Linked DNA regions of Mus musculus: region 2 is linked to region 1. The links are chromatin loops, found by intact Hi-C in ENCODE. Cell type or tissue: gastrocnemius. All regions are shown on one strand. Each heading gives the region's core, and the rest is flanking DNA. Links, peaks and the distances in the headings are about the cores only.

Region 1 (8,338 bases), core at 130-8,129:
GTCAAATTACCCTTAACTACAGATGGCATGAATATGCTTAAAAGACCTTAGAGCTCCCAATAGAAAATCCTTAGGTTTGACAAATGTTCTCAGCAACGTTTCAGAACACAAAATCTTCATATAAAAGTTTGTAGCTTTTCTAAATACTAATAACAACTTTTATGAGAAAGGAACCAGAAATACACACCATTCACAGTAGCTTCAAAATTTAAAATACCCAGAAAGGATATTAATTCTAGGCAGAGAGCTGATAGGATTCTACAATAAAAACTTTAAGACATTGAAAATAGAAATTATTGGCAGAAAGAATATTGTGAAAGTGGTTACATTGCCAAAAAAAAAAAATAGTCTACAGATTCAAGGTAATTTTCATCAAAATTCCAGTAACATTCTTCATAGAACCAGAAGAAAAAATTTATAAAGTTCTTATACCCCAAAAAGCTTAGAGAGTCCCAGACAAAAAGAACAGTACTAGAAGTATTATAATATCTGACCTCAAAATATACTGCAAAGCCATAGTGACAAATACAGCACTAAACAGATATGTCTGCCAATAGGGCCCAACAATAAACCCACACAGTTACTGCCATCTAATTTTTGAAAAAGGCATTAAAAGACACACTGGGGGTGGAGGGGAAACTCTTCAAAATGGTGTTTGGAAAACCGGCTATCCACATACAGAATAATGGAAGTAGACCTTTATCTCCCACGCTGTACAAAAATCGATTAAAAACAAATCTCAGACTTGACTATAAAGTGCTGAAACTGATAGAAATATAGACATGGGCAAGAACACTTAAAGGGACTCCCGCCACACAAGAGATAAGAACTGACAAACAGCATTACCAAAATACAAGGGTTCTACACAACTAAAGAACTCTCAACAATGTGAAGAGACAGACTACAGAATAATAGAAAGCTTTAACTAGCTGTCTGTCTGACAGCTAGTTAGGGGTTTAATATCTACCATATACAAAGAACCGAAAAAAATGTGAACACCAAACCTCCACATCTTCCAAACACAAATGGAAGGCTGAGATAAAGAGACAATTCTCAGAGAAGAAACAGATGGCCAATAAATATTTGGAAAAATTATATATATTATAAATATATAATTTTAGTCATCAGGGCAATCTAAATTAAGACTACTTTGAGATTACATCTCACTCAGCTAGAATGGGGCACAAGTGCACGCACACACACACACCACACACACACACACACACACACACACACACACACACACACACACACACACACACGGTGGTCAGTGTATGGAGAAAGAGAAACCCTTACTTATTGCTTACTTAGTTTGGGGTATTAACTGGTACAACCACTATGGAAATCAATATGGGAGCCTGTCGCCACCAAGAAGTAGAACTACCATTTGCACACTTTTGCATCTAAAAGACTCTAATTCCTATCATAGAGACACTTGAGCGTTCGTGTTTCTTGCTGTATTCTTCGCAGTAGCCAGGAAATGGAACCAGCCTAGATGTCCATCAACAGATGTCTAGATAAAGGAAATGTCGCTTACAGAGTGGAGTTTTATACAGTAACAAAGAAAAATGAAATCATGGGATTTCCAGGACTTGGGGAAGATAGAAATGGAAATGTCTATATGTAAGAGAAGTAACCCAGACTTAGAAAGACAAATATCACATACCTTTTCTCTAATAAAGGCCCTATATTAACATTTTTATGTATGTGTCTCTAATGTGGGTGTGGTCATAGGTCCCGGAAGTAGAAGGAGGACCATGAGAGAGGAAACAGAGGGTCTTAAGAGAGGTGGATGGGGGAGTAGGTAACAGAATACATGTGCTATTGAAGCAGAATCAGGGGGGCAGGGGAAGGAAGAGGAATGACAGGAGGGGAATGGGGAGAATGAAGTGGGGAGTGGGGTTTCAAAGAAAGTATGTTTGAAATTGCATAATGAGATCCATCATCTTGCACCCTCAGTTTTTAAACTCTAAAAAAGAAATGATTGTTATCTGCTGCATGACATTAGTCTCAGCGGTGGAGTTTACAAGCATGCAAATCGGGAAGCATTCTCTGTATTAGTTTGCTTCTCCGTTGTGCTAAAGCACTGACCAAAAGCATCTTGTGCAGGAAAGGATTTCGTTCAGTTTACAGACCAGTCTAGCATCAAGGGAAGCCAAAGCAAGAACTCAAGGCAGGAAGTGGAGCCGAGACCAAGAAGGAATGCTGCTTACTGGCTTGCTCAGTGTGCATTCTTACACAGTTCCTGACACCACCTGCCCGCCCACAGTGGACTGGGCCCTCCCATATTAATCATTAATCAAAAGAACCCCTTTCAGACATGCCCACAAGCCAGTCTGATAGAGATTCTTCAACTGAAATTTCACCTTCCTAGGTGACTCTATTTGTGTCAAGTTGAAAAAAACCCAGTTAACACACCTCCCAACAGACTCTCCCTGGAATTCTGTTTTACTTTTCCAGCTGTGAGAGCCTCTCTCACTGGAAGTGGGGCAGCAGTCCATTACTTTTCTCTTGCCTAGCTGATTCACTGAAGGACACACTCTTTGGAGCCATGGCCAGATACCACAATGTACTCAGAGCACTCATGGGACACAGAAGGCCCTGGGATGAGAGTGATGTCTGACACTCTCCCCAGCTCTGAGTTGGACACTGAGGTGGCCCAGGTCTCTGTTGCTGCAGAAACATACAATAAGCAGAAGTTAGTGGCTGGGTAAGGAGAGAGTTCAGAAACACAAGATACATTGCAGGCAGGGAGTGGAAGGAGGAGGCGACATTCCTGAAGTGAGAATGAGCCTTCTCAGACATCCTGTGGAACGTCCTGGAATTGTCCAGTCTGTAGCCTATGGCCAGCTTGAGTCAGAAATGACCACTGACCTGTCTTACATAGGTTTACCTGTGACCTCAAACCTCAGACCCTGTCTGGGGACAGCACAGCCTTGCCCAAACACTGCCCTAGGTTAGAATCCAGAATCAAGTTGTGGTTGGTTCTTGATAGGATTTGGAGGAATATTTATGTGCCTTGGACTTAGACTGAGTGTGTAACCCTAAATACTGTGTAATGGTATTTGCTAGTGGAGTCTTGAAAAAGAGAGAAAGAAGGAAAGAAGGAAAGAAGGAAAGAAGGAAAGAAGGAAAGAAGGAAAGAAAGAAAGAAAGAAAGAAAGAAAGAAAGAAAGAAAGAAAGAAAGAAAGAAAGAAAGAAAGAAAGACGGACGGACGGACTCCGGGCTAAAGAGATTGCTCAGTGGCTAAGAGCATGGACTGCTCATATGGAAGGCCCAAGTTCAGTTCTTAACACCTTTAGGTGGCTCACAACTGCCTGTAGCTCCATGTCTGAGAGATCTAGTGCCCTCTTCTGGCTTTAATACACACAGAAGTCCCACCACCTCCCTACACATAATTAAAAACATGTCTTTAAAAAGAAAAGGACTCCTGGAAGCCCCTTGAATCCCCTTTCCATGTGAAGACATAGTGTGACAGCTGTCTGTGAACTGGGCGGGGGGGGGGGGGTGCTAACAAGCAACTGGGCTGATTGGTTCTTTCTCTTCAGACTTCTCAGCCTCTCAAACTAGAGACAATCCTTGCTGTGCATAATTCCTTGTTATAATGACCCAGGGGGACAGGTCCTTTATTATGCCCAGCCACAGACAAAAAAAGGGCACTGACTCCCTGATCCAACATCATCACAGAGCTGGGTGGCTTGCAGCTGTCATGGCCCTCAGACTGCCCTTTGTACTAGGTCAGTAAGTCCATCCAAAGGGCAGCAGAGGGCAGCAACACTCCATGGTAGATCTGAGAGGACAGGCTGATAAGGCCACCTTCTAGAGAGTAGGTCACACCAGCCACTAGCAATTTCACTTATCTTTTATCTTAATTTTACAAGTACAGCTTTCCAGGAGGGCAAGATAGGAGGCACATCTTTTCTTTACCTAAGATGATGTGGGACCCCAGAAGAATGAATCAAGGAGAAATTTCCAGAAAGGCAAGTATCTAAGGAAAGGAACCTGGCTAAACAATTTGAGACTCACCAGACAAAGAAAGGTTTTTCCTCCCTGGTTTGGATTACCATTTGAATCAGTTGCTGAGGACCTCCAAGGCTTTCCCCCTGCAGAGGCAGGGATAATGAGATAGAGGTTAGTGCCTACTGGAGCCTCCTGACTCTGTCCAGTTAGCCAGCAAAATGCAAGGAGAGGTGGGGGTCGGTACATGAAGGGGATGGATGGATAGTGATCTCGGGTGCCTTACACTAGAAGCGATGCTCAGGAGTTCACCCAAGGGACAGGACTCCCCCCAGCAGGCAGTGGATGGGCAAGATACAGGGAGGAGTCAGGTATCCGGTTCTGTGTGGTAAAGACATAGATGTCTTTAGTGTAGGGTGAGTTAGGCACAGGAGAGTCTGAGTAGTCAAACCATTCAGTGTGATTGAGGACCTAGTGACCAAGGTGGAGGCAGGATCCCTTCTGACCTCAGCTGGTCCCTTCACCTCATTCTTACTTCTCTATTCCCAGAACAGCCCAACCAGCATGACAACCATGGAGATAAGAAAACTAAATGACCGAGGCCTGGGGTGTGGCAGGTGTAGAGATGTGCATGGTTACTGAATTTACAGCAATAGGAAAGGGCCAGGGCAGAGGGAGGGAGCTGTGGGTATCATCAGAAATCAGTCCTAAAGAATGGAGAGGATGGGGGTTCCAGGGCCTGGGATGGTGAGAGAACATGGAGGAGAGGGAGACCCAGGTTGACAGAAGGAGTTCTCATGGGGTGAATGGGGCTTCTTTCTCCTTCAAAAAACTTGAATTTGGGCTCATGGCCATGGATGTGTATTGGGCAAAGATGCTGTCTTCCTGGAGTGAAGAGGGACACAGAATCCCCACGGGGACCGAAGTTGTCGAGGATTGCCCCTATTATGACGGTAGAAGAGACTGAGGCACAGAGAAGCCCAGGCCGTGGGACTCATGAGCTTCTGGAGCACTAATCCTCACTGTGTCTGCTGGTACCACTGAGGCACAAGAGCCCTTCATCTGGCCCGGGGCCCCCATGGGCATGGATCCCTACTGATAGCCTGTGCTCCCACATGCTTCAAGTTCTAGCCTGAGTATGCACCTGTCACTGCGCTCCTTTGCACTCCCAGAAGCACCCCATAATACTTTCACATGCTTTTCTGTCCCTCTTTCCTACTTCCCTGCCTCCCCCTACACCAGAGCTTAGATCCCTCTGTGATTTCCTCTGTGTCCCCAAGCCCCCCCCCCCCCCATGCCTCTGAGAGATAGCGTTTATGAACTCAACTGCAATCCCTACAGTCACTGTCACTCGGGGCTTCCTCTGCTTCTCATACAGCTGCTGGAGACCCCAGACTCACCTTTCACTTCCATCCTGGGTGGTACAGACTTTCCCCGCCCTGAGCACTCTCTGATCCCCAAGGTGTATAGCCTCTTAGTCTTGGAGCTTCGTATCTTCCCTCTCAGATGGCAGCCTTCAACTCTGACTGTTGGAACTTCCTTCTGTAGATGCTCCAGCTGGGACCTCCTAGAAGTACCCAGACATGTCCTGGAGACCAATCCAAATAGCACAGACAACTGATGTGGAGACAGGGTGCCCCTATGAGCAGGGAGTTGGGGACATATCAGAAAGGAGGCTAGACACTAAGGCTTCACATCTGGCACCAGGACATAAGTCTCCCTTCTTCCCCCCTTCTCTAAGCATATACTGTAACATATTTGTGTCCTGGCCCCATACGTTGGGGTGAGTGTGATAATAAAAATAAAACACATCCAGGCCAGTAAGAAGGCTTGGTGGCACTTGTGGCCAAACATGACCACCAGAGTTTGATTTCAAGGACTTGCAACAGTGGGTTAAAGCACCTGCCATCAAAGCTGATGACCGAGGTCTGTCCTAGGTTCTCAGAGTGGAACAAGAGAACTGTCCTCTGAGTCCTACATGCAAGGCATGCGTACCATCACACAAACAACTGAATATTAAAACAACATAATAAAAAAGACAGTCACTGCTAGCCCTTGGCATGACTATGGGCGGTAAATCCTGAGGAGTAGCAAACCTCCTGGGCCAAGCAATATTGCCAAATTTAATATTTCTGCTCTCCTCAGGCAGACAGAATCAGGCTGCCTATTCCTAGAAAGCACGACCCTGGCCACATAGAACTCTCTCCTCCTAGAAAGCTCCCTGACGACATAGAACTATCTCCTCCTTGCTAGGATAGAGGGCAGGAATGGGGAAGACAGTCTGGTATCCTAACTGACTCTCTACAGGAAATGAGTGTAGCTCAGCTACTTTGTAGTCCACCCAGGTCCCGCATAGCACTGTACCCTGCTCCTGGCTGCCTTTGCCTCTTGAAGGTATACATGGGAACATCATGAGGCACTCCACATGGTGATGAAATCTCTCCATCAAAGACAACTTAATCTACTTCACTGACCTGCACAGATCCCGGTGAAGATTCTCTTTCTTTGACCATTGGGGAAACTGAGGCTGGAATGGAGGCCTCCCAACTAGTCCAAACTGAAAACCCAAGCAGAAAATCTTCATACACTTAGCTCTTGGTTGATATTTAAGAAGCTCCTCTAGGTGTCTCCAGGCATCTCTGCAGTGACCTGCAGAGGTCTCCATCCCCTCATGAAGATGAAGGTCGGGCACAGAGAAGGAAAGTAGTTTTAAGCACAGTGGCCAGGTCTGAAGACTGGTCTGAGTCTGCAGCTCTGCATCCAGGACGATGGAGGCTGATGCTTCCTGGGGGGACTATGAGGGATTTGGCAGCACTCTTGCCGGGATGTAGCAGTCTAGGGTGTGGAAATGGGTGTGTGTTTGGGAGGAAGTAGTGAGGAGCTAGTGGCCCTAGGGGTGGGATGTCCCCAAGGACTTCTTCCTGCCACCTGCAGACAGGCACTCTGAGGACCCTCTCAGTTTATGATCACCTTTTATGACTTCTTTTTGCACTTCAGCTGGAGTGGTACAGGTGGGCCTTACCCATATGAGGGATCATAGGGACTCTAGGAGGTGTTGAAAGGACATTGACAGCTGCTCTGTGTGTGTGGGGGGGTGGGGGGGCAGCATTGCCCAGAGACAAAGATCCTGTGAACATTATTTAAGGCCAGAGCCTTCTGGGATCTGAAATCCAGAGAGACAATCAACATACCCGACAGACAGGGGCTCCAGGAAAGAGTGAAGGAGCCTGGAAGACCCAAACAGCTCTGTGAATGGCTCCTTCTAGGACCCTGTCCTGATGAAAATATAAAGCAGCAACCACCGCTTTGATTATGGCCCCTCAGCTCCTGAAGCTGGCAGGTGTCAGAGCCAACCAAGGGTCTGCAACTCCCACTACACCTAGGGTTGGAAGAAGGGCCCTTAGCACTTCAGGAGGTTAGGATGGCTTCTCCCCTCATTTCTCCTTTGGTCTTTTCCCCATGCACTCCCAGAGATTCTTTCAAGGGGCACAGATAAAGACAGTGTCCCCTCTGGGTGCCTGCTGACCTCTCAGTTGGAGATAAGGCTTGGGGCAGAATTGAGGGGTGGGACACATTCCTAACCATGGAGGGAGAATTCTGGGTAGAGAATCCCAGGCAGTGGAGGGCATTGTGAGAGGCAGGCCCAGTGCTGCTTTCATGGGTTGTGTGCCCATAGGACTTACCTGACTATATGGGCTTGGCATGGTTTCTAGGTTCTGGGGAGACAGCAAAGAAGCCCTAAGAACAAGAAATAAAGCCAAAGAGGAGGTCTTACTATACTTGATCTATTCTCAAAAGCTGGCATTCCAGCATAATCCAGTTCACGCAGCTTGTACGGTACTGGAACACCCCAGTGACCTCTCAGGGTCTCAAGTGCTGGATCCATATTGCAGTAATTAGCCAAGCATTCTCAGACAATACTGGCTTTTTCTTTCCCTTATCCAGTCTAGTCTGGCTGACACCCCAAACCTTACTGCTTGCCTATAGTTTCCTCACTGAAGCAAATAATTACTAACCTAGCTGGCTTCCCTGGGACAGAGACAGACACTGTCATTCTGTCTGCCCCATACCCACTTCCCATGGTTGTTTGTTTTTTTATGCATATCTTCATTGGCCCTCTCAACCATGTGCCTATAAATCTAGGTCTGGTTGTCCCTGTCCTCTACTCCGTGGGGCTACAGGCATGAATTCTCTGAGAGCTAGGACCATATTATATAGCCTCCTGGAGGCTTAGCTGAATGGATGCTACCCTCAGGTCCTCCCCGATTCATCAGAGCTCACCAGTGCCAGGGACCTGAGGATACCCAGGCAGCTGAGACAGAACTAGAAGGAAAGTTGGCCTTTTAAAATAGATTGGGGTGGGTCAAAGACAGAGAATG
Region 2 (8,338 bases), core at 311-8,310, 160 kb after region 1:
TTCTGTTGTGTAAATGAACCACATTTTCTATATCCATTCTTCCAGTGTGGGACATCTGGGTTGTTTCCAGCTTCTGTTTATCACAAATAAAGCCACTACAAACATAGTGGAATATGTGCCCTTGGGTATGGGGCATCTTTTGGGTATATGACCAAGAGTGGTATATATAACTGGGTTTTCAAGTAGATCTATTTCCAATTTTCTGAGGAACCTCCAGATTGATTTCCAGAGTGGTTGTACCAGCTTGCAATCCCACCAGCAATGGAAAAGTATTTCTCTTTCTCTGCATTCTCTCCAGCATATGCTGTCACATGAGTTTTTGACCTTAGCCATTCTGATTGGTGTAAGGTGGTATCTCAGGGTCGTTTTGATTTGCATTTCCCTGATCACTAAGGACTTTGAACATTTCTTTAAGTGCTTCTCGGCCATTTGAGAATCCTCTGTTGTGAATTCTCTGTTTAGTTCTATATCCCATTTTTTGATTGTGTTGTTTGGTTTTTGGAGGTTAGCTTCTTGAGTTCTTTATATATTTTGGATTATTAGCCCTCTATCGGATGTGGGGTTAGTTAAGATTGTTTTTCACAATCTATAGGTTGTTGATTTGTCCTGTTGACTTTGTCCTTTGCCTTACAGAAGCTTTCCAGTTTCATGAGGTCCCATTTATCAATTCTCGATCTTAGAGCCTGAGCTATTGGAGTTCTGCTTAGGAAATCCACCCCTCCCTATGCCCGTGAGTTCGAAGCTCTTTTCCACTTTCTCTTCTGTTAGATTCAATGTATCTGGTTTTATGTCAAGGTCCTTGATCCACTTGGATTTGAGCTTTATGCAAGGTGAAAAATATGGATCTATTTTCATTTTTCTACATACATACAGACAGCTAGGCCAGCACCATTTATTGAAAATGTTTTCTTTTTTCCATCGCATATTTTTGGCTTCTTTGTCAAAGAGTAACTGTCCATAAGTGTGTGGTTTTATTTCTGGGTCTTAAATTCTATTCCGTTATCAACCTGTCTGTACCAATACAATGCAGTTTTTATCACTATTGCTCTGTGGTATAGCTTGAGGTCAGGGATGGTGATTCCCCCAAAAGTATTTTTATTTCTAACAATTGTTTGCACTATCCTGTTTTTTGTTGTTGTTGTTTTTTCATATGAAATTGAAAATTGTTCTTTCCATGTCTTTGAAGAATTGTGTTGGAATTTTGATGAAGATTGCGTTGAATCTTTTGGTAGGATGGACATTTTTACTATGTTAATCCTACCAATCCATGACCAATCTCTCCATTTTCTGAGGTCTTCTTCAATTTCTTTCTTGAGAGACTTGAAGTTCTTGTCATACAGATCTTTCAAATTTGGTTGGAGTTACCAAGATACCAAGATATTTTATATTATATTATTATCTGTGACTATTGTGAAGGGTGTTGTTTCCCTTTTTTTTCTCAATCCATTTATCATTTGTGTAAAGGGGGGCTATTGATTTGTTTGAGTTAATTTTATATCTGGCCATTTTGCTAAAGTTATTTATCAGCTGTAGAAGTTCTCTGGTAAATTTTTGGGTTTGCTCATGTATACTATCATATCATCTGCAAATAGTGATACTTTGACTTCTTCTTCTTTGCCAATTTGTATCCCCTTGATCTCCTTTTGTCGTCTTATTGCTCTGATTAGAACTTCAAGTACTATATTGAATAGGTTGGGGGAGAGTGGGTATCCTTGTCTTATCCCTGATTTTAGTGGGATTGCTTCAAGTATCTCTCCATTTAATTTGATATTGGCTGCTGGTTTGCTGTATATTGTCTTTATCATGTTTAACTATGGGCCTTGAATTCCTATCTCTCCAATATGTTTAACATGAAGAAGTGTGGTATTTTGTCAAATGTCTTTTCAGCATCTAATGAGATAATCATATGATTTTTTTCTTTGAGTTTGTTTATAAAGTGGATTACATTGATGGATTTTCATATATTGAATCACACTTCATCCCTGGGTATGCTCTTTCAATATGTTGTTTAATTCACATTTGCAAATACCTTATGGAAGTTTTTGCATCTGTGTTCATGAAGAAAACTAGTATACAGTTTCCTTCTGTTGTTATTTTACCTTTATCCAGTTTTGGTACCAGGGCAATAAAGAATTTATAGAATGATTTGAAAGTGTCACTTCCCTTTCTAGTTTATAGAACAGTTTGAGTGGCACTGGTGTCCAGTCTTTAAAAGTCTGGCAGACTTTTGTGAAGCCATCAGCCCCTGGATTTTTCTTTTCTAGGATACTTTTATTACTGTTTTAATAGTATTGCTTCTTATTTTTACCTGTTTAGGTTATTTAGGATATTTAGTGGTCTGTATATTAGTTACTTTCTTCATTGCTATAATAAAATCCTTCACAAAAGCAACTGTAGGAAAAAAAGTTCTGTTTTTGGTTCATGATTTGAAGATACAAACTGCCATGACAGGGAAGGCATGGAAGGGGGAAAGGAGGCTGGTCACGTGGTGCGCAGGCAAGAAGTGGATGGAAAACAAGGCACCATGACAGGGAAGGCATGGAAGGGGGAAAGGAGGCTGGTCACGTGGTGCGCAGGCAAGAAGTGGATGGAAAACAAGGCACCATGACAGGGAAGGCATGGAGGGGGGAAAGGAGGCTGGTCACATGGTGCGCAGGCAGGAAGCGGAAGGGGATGAAAGCTGGTGCTCAGCTCTCCTTTGCTTTTCTTTTCCTTCATTCCAGGACACCAGCCCATAAGACGATCCCATTCACATTCAGAAAGCATCTTCAGCGTAGCCTCTCTGGAAATGCTCTCAGAGACAACCCCAGAGCTGTATCTCCTAAGTGAGTGTAAAATTCCATCAAGTTGGAAATGAAGGCTAACCTTCACAGCAAGTCCATCTGTGTCTATGGACGTGTTTCCCCTAGATTTTCCAGTTTGTTAAAATGTAAGCCTTCAGGATGTTCCCCAGTAACACTGGATTTCAGTGTGTGTTAGTTAGTATCTCTCCTTTTCGTCCTCTCTTCTTTGGTTAAGATAGATCTAAGGCCTTATTAACCTCGTTTAACTCTTTCTTTGTTTCATGGATCCTTTCTTGGTGGTTTGAAGGACAAGTATTGTCCAGAGTCTCAAGCCTCTGAACTCTGGGTTCACAGTTGATAGCACTGTTTGGGGAGGTGTATGTGGTGAGGACTTGCTGGAGGAGTATGTCCCTGGAGCAGACTTTGATATTATATAGTCTCGGGCCACTACCTATGAGCTTCCTGCTCCTGCTACCATGCCTGCACTCACTCTTACACCTCCCTGCTGTGGTTGGCTCTCATCCCTCTGGAACTCTAAGCTTCCAAATAAACTGTTCTTTCAACGAATTGCCTCGGTCATGGTATTTTATCACAGCAGCAGAAAGGTAACTAATACCATCTTCATTTCATTAATCTCTGTCCTAATCTTTATTAGTTCTTTCTTCTATTTTGAGTTTGGTCATAGCCTTTTCTTTATGGCCAATAGTTCAGTAATTTCCCCTTCTTTTTCCTCTCTCCCTAGAAATACAAAGTGCCTTGCCTACTGTTTGATGCAACCAGCTGTCTGCTTTTCGCCTGTGCACTTGAACTTAAGCTGGGGCCTTTAACATCCCCAGTACTAATAAAAATATTTAAGTTGTTGCCCAAAACACTGAAAGGAATTAGACACAGACCTGGACCAATTTCCTATAGTTTTTATATAAATCCCATACACTGATAACCTTGCTACAGACATACCTAGGTAGAACACTTTACATTGTTCTCTGCCATGAATATGCACTGCAGACCCCTATGCATATACGTTCCGATGATAGATGCAAGAGTGTCCAACCCATAGGCCACATGAGGCCAAATATAGCTATGAATGCAACCCATCCAAAAATTGGAAACTTACTTACTTAAAACATGAAAGCTTGTGTGTGTGTGTGTGTGTGTGTGTGTGTGTGTGTGTGTGTGTGTGTGTTTTCAACTGTGTGGTTCTTGAGAAAGCAAACTTGTACATTTGTAGATGACCATGTCATGTTGTAATGTCAAGGAAAAAAATCCCTTAAAGAACTCCCCAGTGTGTAGGTATGGATAAAATGAAACATCACACCACTGGAACTACTTCTCCAACATTTTCTCTATCTCAGAAAAGGAAATCACCAACTCCTGGGTATTTCCGTGACCTTAGGAAGCATCCCTGACCAACAGCTCCTTGACTTGGCCTTCCTTTCCCATCACTAGGTAAAGACCTAGTGTTGGTGTTACCACAAAGGAGAACAAGAAACTCTGTGATGAGCAGACAAACACTCAGATGAGTGAGAGGTCAGATGAGGTACAGTCCTTTCCTCTAAACAGGCTCCTCAGCCTCTCCTGCCTCCCCTTTCCTGTGGTCCCTACCCTGAGGAAGGGGAGCAGGCAAGCTCAGCTCCCAGCACTGAAGCCTCCTTAGAGGTTGATGCTGGAAGCCTTGGCAACTACTCCAGCAACTAGAGGTCTGGTGGGGTTTACAAACTCCTGGTCTTGGATGTTTTTTTTCTAAGTCATACCCTCTTGGAGATATATATGTGTGTGTGTGTGTGTGTATAATCACATAGATGTAATATATTATACATACATACTCACATACATACATACATACATGCACACACACACACACACACACACATATATATATACATACATACATACATACATATCTTTCACTGGGCCCTGGGACCAACCCTGCATGTACCCTAGGCTCCTCCTCTTCATAGAAACTGAAATAAAATAAGTATGTCCCAGTTGGCTGGCATTTTGACTGAAGGCCAGAAGCACAGGGCAGGCAATGTAACTGGAGTGAGGCCACCTAGTGGTAGCCACAAGCTTTGCCATGGAGCAAATCTGTTACCTGGCAGATCCTGAGAAGCCTGTTAGGCCAACTGAGGAAAGAAAAGACCAAATCGGTGCCTAAAGCTCTCCTGGGGACTGGTTCATCTGTGAAAATCCCGAGGTGGCTTTAAGACACCTCTCAGATGCCTCCCACGTGGACCACTGCCACCAGGAACAGCAAAGCCAGCACAAACTAAGCTATCATTAGATATTTCAGGACTCTGACGAGCTGTAATTACCCAGCAGATCTCCAGGAGGCCCCCCAATGTATAAATAATGAGCTTAGATTTCAGCTTCCTCCTGCACTCTGCCCCCATCCCGGTCAAAAGACTGTGTAATGAAAACACCCAGAGAGCCAGCTCCATAGGGTGCTTACAAATACAGAATTTTTAACATTCTTATTACGTTTTATATTAGTGGGTGAGGAGCAGACATCTGCCATAGCGGACATGTGGAGACCAGAGGACAATTTTCAGGAGCCAAGTCTCTACTTTGTACCATTTGGGGTCTGGGTGATTGGACTCAGGTCATCAGGCTAAGCAGCAAGCACTACGGTGCTGAGCCGTCTCACTGGCCTCAAGCACAGACACTTTGATGTAATGTAATGAATGCTTTTAAGACTATTACGGCAGCACACTAGCTGCCCGGTCCCTCTGCTTTCAACCCTGGGACCATATGGGGACTGGGTATTGGTAATGAGTGAGAGAGGTTGGGGACATCTGACTTAAATATGACAGAAAAGATTTTGGTGATTTTTCAGTGTTGGTCCGGAAGCCAGTAGACACGGGAAGGAAAGCAGCGAAAGAGATAAAGCCACAGAGGTCAGGTGAGGTCATCTGCTGCTTCATAAGCTGCAGAAAGAATTTAGGTCCAACGCTGAGGACAGACGGCTGTCACCCCAAAGTGAAGGCAGAGCAGGGGAGCAGGGTTGAGTTTGCAGAACTCACCCCCACTCAATAACCAAAATAAGAGCAGCTAAGTTCCTCCCCTCATTTACTGAGTGTCCCCCGACCCTGAGCAGAGTCCCACTTAAAGCTCTGCCACCTAGAGTAGGCCTTGCTAAAGGATAACTAACTCCAATCCGCAGACAGCCTAAGAATGGAGACTGCAAAGCCAGCTAGCTCCAGAAAGCACAGCAGCCCCGCGTGGCGCAGCAGCCTAATCACAGCGTCTGCTTGTCTGCTTTCCTCAATTGCAAGGCTTTCTTAGGGAAGAAAGACTTGAAGGTCCAACCCTAATTCTCCCTGTCCCGCCCTTCCTCCCTGGTGCCTCACTTTCTGTTCCTCTTTTTAAATGAAAGCACTTCTCTTGACTATCATGAGACATATCTGTAGATCGCCCTGCATCCTTTGGGGGGTGAGACTGATGTCAGTGACTGTACTCATGAGTGACTCTAGCCCATTTGTGTAAATGGAATTCTGTGGCAACCAGGGGTTCCGTTCCCACCACCTGATAGCTTTGCATATTCATGACTTCATAAACTGGAGGCAGGCTAGACATAACAGATAGCTTAGGACCCTGTGACCTTATCTGGTTCGGGACAGTACACACCACCCGTTTATAATCCTGCACAGGCAAGCCGAGTTCTCTCACCTGCACACACACTAAACAATGAACCTGAAAACCTCAGAACCCTCCTGTCCCCCCACCCCCACCCCACATCAGGTACACACGCTCTCATCTCTGAACAATGCTATAAGTTTCCCTGCCCCTCTTGACAAGCACACTTAGACAGTTTCTATTCAAGTGTATTCCCAACATATTCTGCTCTGAAATACAGAAGGACAAATCAATCAATCCAGCTTGAACTGGTTTGTCACACATTCACAGTAAGACAAGTTGTGCCATCTACAATGGTTTTAGGGGAAACCCCCTATTTACCACCTTATGATTATGCTAAACATAATTAGGCATGCCTTTGGTTAAAGTCAGATGGGAAAGGATATATGTACAGTAGAAAAAATATTGTATGATCTAATCTATTGATCAAAATAGAGAATTAGCCAAACTATACCTTTTAATATCCAGCCTCTTCTCTTGGTCGCCATAAGAGGAAACTCTTGAGTCTCTCACACGTGTGCCCGCCTGCACTCCCGACAGTATGTCCCTCTATAATCTGTGTTAATGCTTTGCTCCCAACAAACTTATTTTGATTCTTTGCAAATCTGTGTGAGCCCTGGTTTTCAGATCTCTGAATGAGAGAGGCCAAGAACCTGGGAACCTAGCCCAGATCCCAAACACCAGCAAAAAGATAGAAATAAAGGATATTAGAAAATGGTTATCTGGGTAACTCGTACAAGATCACCACATGGGGTAGAAGTAGCTACCCCTAGCCCCAAGCTACCACTCCATCAGAGGAACCTGGGGCACCAGTGTGACTATGGCCTGTTCCCATGTGTCCAAGTATCCCAGCCCTGCTTGTGGCCCCTCTGCTGCCTCAAATGTTCTGCTGGGATCAGCTCTGGCCACAACTCTCACCAAACTCCTCTCCCTTGAGTAGACTCCCACATCTGAACTTGGTCATTAGGAACACTGGCCCAATTCCCTGACTCAATACAAAAAGGCCAACGCATTCTTCATTCCTCTGGAGTCTCTGACTACCTCATACTGCATCTGACACATTCCAGAATGCTCAGATCCCATAAAAGCACATTTTGTAATTTAACCTTGTAAAAACATGGCTGAGCTTCAGTAGACTCATTGCCATATAAAAATGTTACTTCTACTCACATATAATATTTGTATTTCCTCCTTTTGTAACTTTCTGCATTTTTTCACAACTTGGAAACTTGCATAACACTCTGAAAAGCTTGCATTTGAAAGGCAAGATGAAAGGAAGAGTAGATGAAAGGTTCTTGCTAAGCCAAAACATTGACATAGACTACTCACATGCACACACACACACACACACACACACACACACACACACACCTATGCAAGCACACAGGGATTCACATATGGGCATGTGATGGTTTGTATAAGCTCAGCCCAAGGAGTGGCACTATTAGAAGGTATGGCCCTGTTGGAATAAATGTGGCCTTTGGGGAATGGGTGTGTTACTGTGGGTGTGGGCTTTAAGACCTTCATCCTAGCTGCCTGGAAGCCAGTATTCTGCTAGCAGCTTCAGATAATGATGTAGAACTCTCAGCTCCTCCAGCACCATGCCTGCCTGGATGCTGCCATGTTCCTTGATGATAATGGATTAAACCTCTGAACCTGTAAGCCAACCCCAATTAAATGTTGTCCTTTATAAGACTTGTAAAACCCTATCTAAAACAGTGCCCAAGTTGGCTTTGTCTTCTCACATGACAGGGACAAGTTTGTCTTCTGTCCCCTGTCTTTTATCTTTTTCCTTGGCCTTGGTCTAGAACCTAAATCTTTAAACTGGGATTGGGGTTTTCAGGTGGTATAGAGGTGGCTCAGCACTCAAGAGCTGCTCTTGCAGGCGACCCAACTCAGCTCCCAACATGCACATGACAGCC

The links. Peaks named below come from ENCODE experiments on the same cell type or tissue, not always from the same donor. Only the 100,000 strongest peaks of a DNase experiment are listed, where the experiment ranks them.
Region 2: it touches region 1 in a loop (6-fold over the local background); 11 of 42 quality-filtered maps call a loop at or near these places.

Annotation. Positions count from the first base shown.
Region 1 is chr11:54,252,615-54,260,952 of GRCm38, reverse strand. It overlaps Gm12223 (a long non-coding RNA gene), which reads right to left. Exons shown (of 9, transcript XR_003949549.1): 5 at 7,643-7,697; 6 at 6,434-6,516; 7 at 5,360-5,526; 8 at 4,029-4,105; 9 at 416-2,673. Among named protein-coding and RNA genes, the nearest start is that of Csf2, 6.9 kb to the right of the region's middle. In gastrocnemius, for the core only: CTCF peaks have their summits at 3,768 (motif pointing right) and 6,597 (motif pointing right); DNase peaks (open chromatin) are centred at 3,766 and 6,641.
Region 2 is chr11:54,089,691-54,098,028 of GRCm38, reverse strand. No RefSeq gene overlaps it. Among named protein-coding and RNA genes, the nearest start is that of P4ha2, 7.1 kb to the left of the region's middle. In gastrocnemius, for the core only: a CTCF peak has its summit at 4,848 (motif pointing left); a DNase peak (open chromatin) is centred at 4,836; H3K4me3 peaks cover 327 bases; H3K27ac peaks cover 3,398 bases.